2 separate regions of the Homo sapiens genome follow, and region 1 is linked to region 2. The links are chromatin loops, found by intact Hi-C in ENCODE. Cell type or tissue: Caco-2. All regions are shown on one strand.

Region 1 (5,000 bases), 72 kb after region 2:
CTGTCTGCTCCTGGTCACATATTTTAACTGTAACTTCAACAAATTAGTCAGCAAATTTGTACCATCTATCACAAGGACACCAGTTCAGAGAATAGAAGTAGCTCTAACTCATGTTTAAGTTCACTTTTGGAAGAAACATCTAAAACATAGGTTCTACAGATGGTTAGCCTACCATATCAGATTTTTATCTAAAAATATCATGTAAAACAAAGCAGTCAGAGAACATCCCCTCCCTGCCACTGGGCAGGCTTTCCAGAATCTCAAGCAGTTGCTCTTCCCTTGTCCTGAGTGGTCCCATCCTGGTCTTGTTGAAGAAGATCGTGGAAATGGAGGTTTTGAGGGCACACCCCTAACTACTGCATATTTGTCATTCCCTCCTCTTCTCTTCCCTTCTAGCTCTCAGAGCATATGAGTGTAGATGTACTTTTAATTTGGAGATACACAGATTAGCCCTTCATTATTAGCTGTACTATGCTTATATTTCAAATGTATACATGTTAATTTCATCTCCCGTCTACTCTAACTTGTATGCTCTTTGGGGTGAGGGATTAGCTTCACTTTTGTGTCTCCCAAAATGCCTATAAAAAATGTTGGGCCAACACAGGAGGATTACTTGAGCCCAGAAGTTTGAGATCAGCCTGGACAATATAGTAAGACCTCATCTCTAAAAAAGTAATAAGTAAAAAAGAATGCTGGGTACATGCTTTGGCAAACAGTTTAGCAGTTCCACAAACAATTAAACATAGAGTGACCATATGACCCAGTGGTCTAATCTTATACCCTAGAGAAGTGAAAATATACATAAACATATGAAAAACTTATACACAGATGTTCAGAAAAGCATTATTTATAATAGCCAAGAAGTGAAAACAGCCCAAATATCCATCAGCTGATGAACAGATAAACCAAATATGGTATATTCACACAATGGAATATTATTCAACCCCGAAAGGAATGAAGTACTGATACATGCTACCATGGATGAACCTTGAAAACATTATGCTCAATGAGAGAAGCCAGTCATGCGCAGAGGCTCACGTCTGTAATCCCAGCACTTTGGGAGGCTGAGGTGGATGGATCACTTGAGGTCAGAAGTTCAAGACCAGCCTGGCCAACATGGTGAAACCCCATCTCTACTAAAAATACAAAAAATTAGCCAGGTGTGATGGTGGGCGCCTGTAATCCCAGCTACTTGGGAGGCAGAGGCAGGAAAATTGCTTGAACCCAAGAGGCAGAGGTTGCAGTGTGCTAAGATCTTACCACTGTACTCCAGCCTAGGTGACAGAGAAAGACTGTGTCTCAAAAAAAAGAAAAAAGAAAGAAGCCAGACATAAAAAGCCATATATCGTATGATTCCATTTACATAAAATGTCCATAATGGGCAAATCCATAGAGACTGAAAGTCGATTACTGGTCACCAGAAATGCAGGTGGAGGAACAGAGGGTCACCGCTAATGGGTACAGGATTTCTTTTGCGGATATAAAAATGTTCTGAAATTAGATAGTGGTGATGTTTGTACAACTTTGTGACTATACTAAAAAACCACTGGGTCATACACTTAAAATATGAAAATTTTATGGTTTGTGAATTATATCTCAATTTTTTTAATGTTGGGCACATCAAAAAATAAGTGAAAGTGAAGTTTCCAAAGATAATTTAGGGAAAGAAACCCCAGAAACTATGCCTACCTGTCTTTGGTACAGTCATTCCTTCCCGTTACCACATTGTGAGCTAGAGGCCTTCTCCACTCCTGGACTCTTACCTGAGAGAGGATGTGTAGCAGCCGTGAAAACACACTGCTTAGGCCCCCTGCTGCAGGGGAATCACTGACTGATGGCTCCAGCTGCTACTCCTCTGGATTTGCCACCACATTTGTGCCAGGCTTCCACGGGCTGCTCTCAACCAACGGCTGGCCACAGCAGGGGTACTAATGCAGGCTTATTCTAGCAAGACAGAGAGTCCTCCAACAGGCAACTTTAGCTTGAGGACTCCCCATCTATCTGGCACCACCAACAAGTTTAGTGATGGTTCTTCTCTGCAGGCCAGCGTTCATGATTGGAAAGGCAATCAGAGCTGGGCTCCTTAATATTCATGTATACTATGGGGCCCAAAGACATAGAGGCTTGTGGCAGGGAAAGGGACTTAACACACAGAGTTTAGAGATGGTGAATAGAGCCTATAATGTTCCTGGGGCAAAACAGATGGACAGCCATCAAGGGTGCTACTTAACATCTACAAGCAACACATACACACACACACACGCACACACTAAAAGGAAGAATGGAGCTTGAGGGTGATCACAAACAAACAAACAAACAAACAAACCAAAAACTTGCTTTCCCTTTCCCTCACTCTGTTCCCAGCCCAAGGCAACTTTTAGATCTGGAACCCACTGCCCAAAGGAGGTGAGGTGGCCAAGTCCCTTAACAACACAGCAAGTTATACTATAATGATTCCCCCAGTTCTTCTTCCAAGGATCTAGAACCATTTACTCATGTGATTATATAGAAAAAAATAGAGAAATTTCCAGACTTTTTGAGAACGATTAGACACAGAATCTGAGCTAACACGGACACCTAGAAACCCAAAGCCTCATCACAGGTCTCCCATTATTACCTTATGTGGAGGCCATAAATTGAGTCCTGGTTATGGTCCAGTTCACAGGGAGCCTCGGTCCATGGGCCCACCTAGTGGTCATTTCCCCACTGCATGTATAATTGGAATGGATGTCCTTGGTAAATGACGTAAGCCCCACACTGGGTCCTTGGCTTGTGGAGTAAGAGCTATCATAGTGGTGATAGCCAAGTAGGAACTCTGAAACTGAGCCCCTACAAGCTGAGATAGTAAATCAAAAATGAAATTACTGCCTTCTGATCAATGGTGAAAAAAAAAAACACCAAAAAAACCCAACAACAACAACCTGATATCACTTGGAGGTGGGGGGTGGAGATTAGTGCCATCATTAAAGATCTAAAGGATGCCAAGACTTATCATATTTCCACTCATTTCACCAATCTGTCCCTTGCAGAAACTGGATGGAACCACAAGCTCAATCAAGTAGCAGCCCCAACTATAGCTGCTATGCTGGACACAGAATGAATACTGCAGCAGACTAATAAGGCCTCATGTATAGGATATGCGGCCAATGATTTGGCTAGTGCATTCTTTTCCATTCTGCATTCACATGACAGCAACAACAATAGTCATTTACACAAAAGTTGGGTAATAAGCTGGAGTCATGGTAAAATACATGTGCTGCAGGGGTGGAAGATAATCCTTATGAAACTTCAGAGACCTGCCACTTCAGTGAAGCTTTTAAAGGTCCAATGGTCAGGGACATGCCAGAATATCCTTTCCAAAGTAAAAGACAAATTGCTGTATCTTGCATTCCCTACCACAAAGAAGGAAACACAGTTCCTGATAGACCTCCTTGGGTTCTAGAGGCAACACATTCCACACCTAGGGATACTCCTCCTGCCCATACCAGGTGACATGGAAGGCCAGCAACTTTGAATGGAACCCAGAGCAGGAAAAGGCTACCCAGCAGGTCCAGTGGACCTGTCGTGCCACTTGGGCCATGAAATCCAGCAGATCCTATGGCTTAGGGATGTTAGTGGTGGAAAAAAAGATGTACTGTGGAGACTATGGCAAGCCCCAGTGTGAGAATCTCAATGCAGGCCCCTGGGATTCTGGAGCAAGGCCATGCCATCTGCAATGGAGAATTTTATGCCTTTAGAAAAACAGTTCCTGGTATGTTAACTGGGTCCTGATAGACAGAATGCTTGACCCTCGAGTAATCAAGTGACCATACATCTGCAACTATTCATCCAGAGATGGATTCTGTTGACTCTGCCAAGTTATAAAGTGGGACAGGCCCAGCAGTAGATCATTATAAGATGGAAATGGTACATCTGCAATTGAGCTAGCATGAGCAGGTAGCCCAGCCTCCACATCACTGACCACAGCGCACCAGTACCTCTCTACCAGCTTACACCTATGGCCATATGGGGGGTGCTACACAACCAACTATAGGAGCAGGAAAAGGGCCAAGTTTGGCCTACAAACCTGTGTGGTATGTGAATTATATATCAGTTTTTTAAATCTTGGGCACAAGCTGTATGTGGATACCAGCTGAATTACACAAGCGGACAGTGGCTGCATTACAGCCACGTTCAGAATTGGCCTTGAAAGACAGTGGAGAGGGAATATTTACCCAATGGGTAGAGTTATGGGGATCACACTTGGTCATCCACTTTGCACAGATGGAGATGTGGCATGAAGTGAGACTATTTAAAGATTCCTGGCCAGGCGGGGTGGCTCACGCCTGTAATCCCAGCACTTTGGGAGGCCAAGACGGGCGGATCACGAGGTCAGGAGATCGAGGCCATCCTGGCTAACATGGTGAAACCCCGTCTCTACTAAAAATACAAAAAAAATTAGCCGGGCGTGGTGGCAGGAGCCTGTGGTCCCAGCTACTCGGGAGGCTGAGGCAGGAGAATGGCGTGAACCCGGGAGGCGGAGTTTGCAGTGAGCTGAGATTGCGCCACTGCACTCCAGCCTGGGCGACAGAGCAAGACTCCGTCTCAAAAAAAAAAAAAAAAGATTCCTGAGCTGCAGCCAAAGGCCTGGCCATCTACTCAGGGGCCTGGAGGGAGATATGTGGTAGTGCCTCCTGGGACTTCCTTGCTTCATTGTAACTATAAACAGATGTGTATAGCAACAACACCTGGGGGAGGGGATGATTGCCAAGGGTTCAGATCCCTGGAGATGAAGCTTTGGGTCAAAATACCAGTAAGTTAGCACAACCTGCCAAGGTGGTGGCTGAAGATGAAGGAAATTTAGAATGGATAGTGGAGGAGGGAGACGATGAATACCAGTTGTGACACTGACCTAACTGCAACAATGAGTCCTGTAGTTCATCCCACTAAACTCTTCTAAGTTTCCCCTCAGAAAGAGAGGCTTATGGGAATTATGGACAAGCTGTTCCCTGAACCTGTGT
Region 2 (5,000 bases):
ATGGTAGCAAAAACTTATGTGGAGATAACAGTTATTTTAAAATCTGCTCCAAATCTCTTCCATAAAAATTCCATATCTATTTATAAAAGATTCATGACTTTAAATACTTTCAGTCAGTATAAATTTGAGAATACAGGTTAAAACAAACAAACAAACAAAAAACCACTGTTGCAAAGCTCCAAGAAACACGACATGCATAGCTATAAACTTCAACCACCCAGAAGGCCAGCTGCCAGTTTAAGTATAGAAGCAAATGATAACCATATACCAGGACCAGCAGGAACTCTAAGGACACTTACCAAGTTATGATTTGTTGAATTAGAATCATCTTCAGGGAATGGGATGTAAATAGCTAAGGCCACACAATTGGCAAAAATAGCCAATAATATAAATATGTCAAATGGTCTGAAAAAATGTGTTAAGGTATATATGTGTTATGGAAACATAAACCATGTCCCTCATCACACTCCCGATCACACCACTTTCAAAGCACTTTTAAAAGGAAAATGACATACACAAATCCTATTTCGGCTGACTGCTGTGACTGCTAGGTTTTCGGCAGAAGTAATCATCGGTGGTCATCTCACAGTGGAGCCTCCTACCAAATGACCTCTCCGTGTCCTTTTCTTCTGTTGCAAGGATCATGTTACACTCATTCTTCGGCTGCACACTGCATATTAAAACCTAAAAGTACATCCAATTAGGGCACTGTGTGAACTAGGTTTCTGCTTCTTACAGGTTTAAAAGTGACAAGAGCCTTACTAAGTTCCCGGCTGTGGTAGACACAGAGAAATCATCATGGGATAAATGTCTTCCGCAGATCCTTGCCTCCATGTGTTAGAGCCATTTTCTCAGGGGCTATTCTTGGCAGGGTCAGCCTAAATCGCCTGTCTGGACTGGGCCAGGCCAAGCCACCAGGACCTTCTCATTCTACCTATAACTTTCTCATGGCATATTCCAATACCTCAGATGTGATCAGCAGCGAGCCAGGCTTCAGCTCCCGCCTCTGCTTTCTCTGCTAGAGGAATCGATGGCTATAACTGTTTCAGATTAGAGCCGGACTGGAGCTCAGTTTATAATATGCTGTTACTGTGCTCAATTTGTAAACAAATTAAATTAAAAAGCCATAAGAAATCAGCACCAGACACGTTCAAAGTAGGCTTTAACATTTCTCAATCTTGGTGGTCTGTCTGGAAGAATCACTTTGAGATCAGCCTTCAAGAGATACTTACCTAAACATTCTGGTGTTATTAAGAGACATTGTCAAAACTGGCAACACAAAATTTGACATCTGCCAAAATGATTGTTTTTCTTCTTTGGGTTTTCAGCCTTTCCAAATACAAGGTTTTGTGAGCACCAGCCTCATCTGCAATTCCTGGGCTTGATTTTACCACAGTGCTTCGCCTATACACTCACCCACAAGAGGCAAGGCCATGGTTTAACTAAACACTTCAAGGTACTTAAAACTGGAGCATACGAACAGACTATTCTCCATTCATCCTGACATACTTCTGGGAAATCCAAAAATGCCACAGGAAACAAATACTCTTTACCTCTCTAGAGATATCATTTTTTTTTTTTTTTTTTGAGATGGGGTCTCACTGTCACCAAGGCTGGAGTGCACTGGCGCAATCTCAACTTGCTGCAACCTCCGCCTCCCAGGCTCAAGCCAGCCATCCTCCCACCTCAGTCTCCCAGGTAGCTGGAACTACAGTCATGTGCCACCACGCCGGCTAATTTTTTTTTTTTTTTTTTTTTTTTTTTTTAGTAGAGACAGGGGTTTTGCCATGTTGCCCAGGCTGGTCTTGAACTCCTGGACTCAAGCAATCTGCTCACTTCTGGACTCGCAATCTGCTCACCTCAGCCTCCCAAAGTGCTGGAATTACAGGCGTGAGCCACTGTGCCCGGCCTCTGGAGAGATCTTGAGTTTCATAAAACCTTCATCTTCGAAGAGCTTTCATAACTCAACGAAAAAAAGGCAATGAATAACATTATTCCCTTACTAATTTTGATGGGTTTATTTTTTTTAAGCCAGTCAGCTTTAATTCACATTGGTTCTCTCAACTCATCTAATATTATAAAATCTTTTTCACCCAGGGATCCAACTTTCAGATAGCCCACCTTAAGACTTCAGAATTCCCTTTCCATTTTTCCTTTTTGTAGGTCCCCACTGAAATCTAAAGTCAAGGGCCCCAATGTTGTTCTCCATAGAAACACAATAGTCTCTTCCCTCCCTCTTTCTTCCATTCTTCATTTTCAATTTCCCAATACCTAAGTAATAGGTATTCTTCCTTTTCAATTTCCCAATACCTAAATGATAAACCAGCACATCTGAGAAATACTAACACTGTTCAGGAAGACTAAATATAAGTTGTATTTTTTTTTCTTTATGTTGGTCCAGTTTTGGTCTCCAGGTACAAGTGGATACCATCTCACTGCCATAAGATTTTCACAAGTGAAGCAGAACAGAGCAATAGAGAAATAGATGGGTCTGATCCTAACAATTCCTTCTGATAAGGAGAACATCCCTCACTCCTCCAGGGGGCAGGACACTCTGTCATGCCTGTCTGTAAAAACAAATGACCCTTGACCCTTGCTCTCCCACTGCGGATGGGGCCTTGACAGAGCTGCCCGGGGTGGAAAGGATTTCTATAGCCTGCTCCCTGAATTAGAAGGAAACTGTCATTAAAAAAAGAGAAAAAAAAATCATATATTGCTTAAGGGTCTATCTATTTTACAAACTGTCCCATTTGTAAACAGGCTTCTCCCTGAATTGGCAGCCACGTCCCCTAATTCCTGTACACATGTGTCTGGCAACTGGAAAAGGGAGACAGCAGCGTGATCCAGGAATTCACTCTGCATGCAAAAATTGCTATGTACACATTACCGTGCACAAAGAGAAACAGCATCAGGCCTCCCACCTACTCCACACAAAAGTAGTGACCCCACAAAGAGGTCTCTGCTTACTCAGAGTCGTGTCAAGCCAGTCTGAGGTCTTCCTGGCAAGGTACAGCCATTGTCATGAATCTAGCAATGCCACTGGGCCACATGCTGGCTTACCGAGCTCCCTCCTCGTTCTCAGACTAGAGAACTTCAAAAGAAAATGCACACACACAACCCCAGCTATGTGAGAGACACCATAACTCACTCTAGAGAAGGGACATCTGCTGCAAAATGAAAAAGCACATGAGAACCCCTCAAATCCTACCCTAGCATTTGGCTGCTCTCTCCAAAATCTTTCTAGACAGTTACCTCATTTTAACTCCTGTCCATTAGCACAGAAAATAGCCAGCTAAAGACAGAGGGCATGCAAATAGCTGCCGAGCTAGATCCTCAAATTATAAGGGGATTTCAGCTCCACTTTCTAGCTGGCTGCCAACATCCTCCCTTTTTGGTGTGGCCCCTCCATCCTTCTGGGCCTGGTGGAGGGAATTCCTACATTCACACCCCTTCCTATAGTTAGGAACTGTTCTAAGGCCCCTGACAGTTCCAAACACACTTCTGGGGAAAGGAAATGCTTTACTTTACCCAGACCAATGAATCATCTGCCTAATTAAAAAGCCATTTGCTCAGAAAGAAGGCCTCAGTCAACCTTCTCTGAAGAGTGGCAGTAACTGGAGGTTGGCCTCCAGATTTAGGGAAGGGGTTAAGCAGGCTGAAGCACAATCGTTTTCCAAGATCTGGGACATGACAGCCATTCTGGGGCATTTGGAGTTCAATTTTAAAAATACAAAGGAGACACCCAGAAATGTACCTCCAGTCCAAGGACATAGACAGAATTTTTTATAAAGGCAGCAACTGCAAATTCCTCCACTGAAAAGGCTGTTCTATAACTCATAAGGGCCCAGGAGGAAGAGGCACACACGAGCCTCTCCCTTCACTGGCTCCCTCATGCTCACGTTCCAAATGCTTCTTTGGAACTTGTCAAAAGGAAATTCCAGGAAGTTATAGCACTGATCAGAGAAAAAAAATCAAAAGTAATCTCTCCCTAGGAAGCATGTGCTCATATCTGCAGCTACCTGAATAATTAGAATCACCAAATGTCAGACTAGAAGCAACCTTAGCATTAATTGTAGTTGCAGAAGCAAATTTCAAACATCAGAATGAGAAGATTCTACTAAAGGTCAAAAATGTATTCCCTTCAAACAGAGTCTTATACAGTCTTTTTTTCTAATCTGTATACCTTGTTTGCAATAGGTTCAATGCATGCTATTGCCCAAAGACAACACTGAATTTAAAACTAACCATCTAATGTCCAATAACCAAAGGTTGGTTTCACATTTTAATTATCTGCCCCTGTGAAGTTTCAGGCTGTCACTCCCTCCCCCTACTACTACTACTATACACACATCCAGACAGTGGGCTAAATATACCCGTACAGCCACCCCTCTGCAACCCGAAGAGACAGGAAGGTATATACAATGAAACCCCTTATATACAACTTCTGTTACTCGCATTCCAGACTGCTACAGCTTTGTGTCACTTCAGAAAGCAAATCCTTTTAAAAAACAGATGGTAAAAGAGAAAATGAGAAAGACTTCCCCCAAAAAAAGGATACTTCCATTCCACTATACTAATGCAGGCTCTTCGGATGGGGTTATTGAGTGATAAACAGAAAAGGGCGCGGGCAGGTCGGCTGTTGGACGAGTTACCCTGTTTTTTGCTCTTGGCGTATTGCTGACGTTTTCTTTGGGAGAGAGATCCTACAGGTGGGGGTGCAGAGGTGCTCATAGTTTGGGCAGCCTTGGCCTGTCTAGCAGCATCGATTGCAGCTTGCCAAGACAGGACAGTTTGCTTGGAGCTATTCGGCTGAGAAGTTGGTCCTTCACCAGAAAGAGGAAGTCTGGTGCCTCTTGCATAGTTTGCCTCTGGGGAGAAGGAGAAAAACAAAGATTTTTTTTTTTAAATGAGGATCCAGTGGGTAGGAGAAAAAAATCAAAGGTTGTCTCCCATCAATAACAGGGGAATCATTCACTCCTATGTTTCCATTTTGAATCTCA

Evidence for each region. Peaks named below come from ENCODE experiments on the same cell type or tissue, not always from the same donor. Only the 100,000 strongest peaks of a DNase experiment are listed, where the experiment ranks them.
Region 1: it touches region 2 in a loop (12-fold over the local background); 2 of 110 quality-filtered maps call a loop at or near these places.

Annotation. Positions count from the first base shown.
Region 1 is chr3:53,424,837-53,429,836 of GRCh38, reverse strand. No RefSeq gene overlaps it. Among named protein-coding and RNA genes, the nearest start is that of CACNA1D, 67 kb to the left of the region's middle. In Caco-2, no CTCF peak of the experiment used is centred here; a DNase peak (open chromatin) is centred at 2,686.
Region 2 is chr3:53,497,020-53,502,019 of GRCh38, reverse strand. It overlaps CACNA1D (calcium voltage-gated channel subunit alpha1 D), which reads right to left. Exons shown (of 48, transcript NM_001128840.3): 2 at 4,559-4,868; 3 at 300-405. Among named protein-coding and RNA genes, the nearest start is that of CACNA1D, 4.9 kb to the right of the region's middle. In Caco-2, a CTCF peak has its summit at 2,536 (motif pointing right); a DNase peak (open chromatin) is centred at 2,569.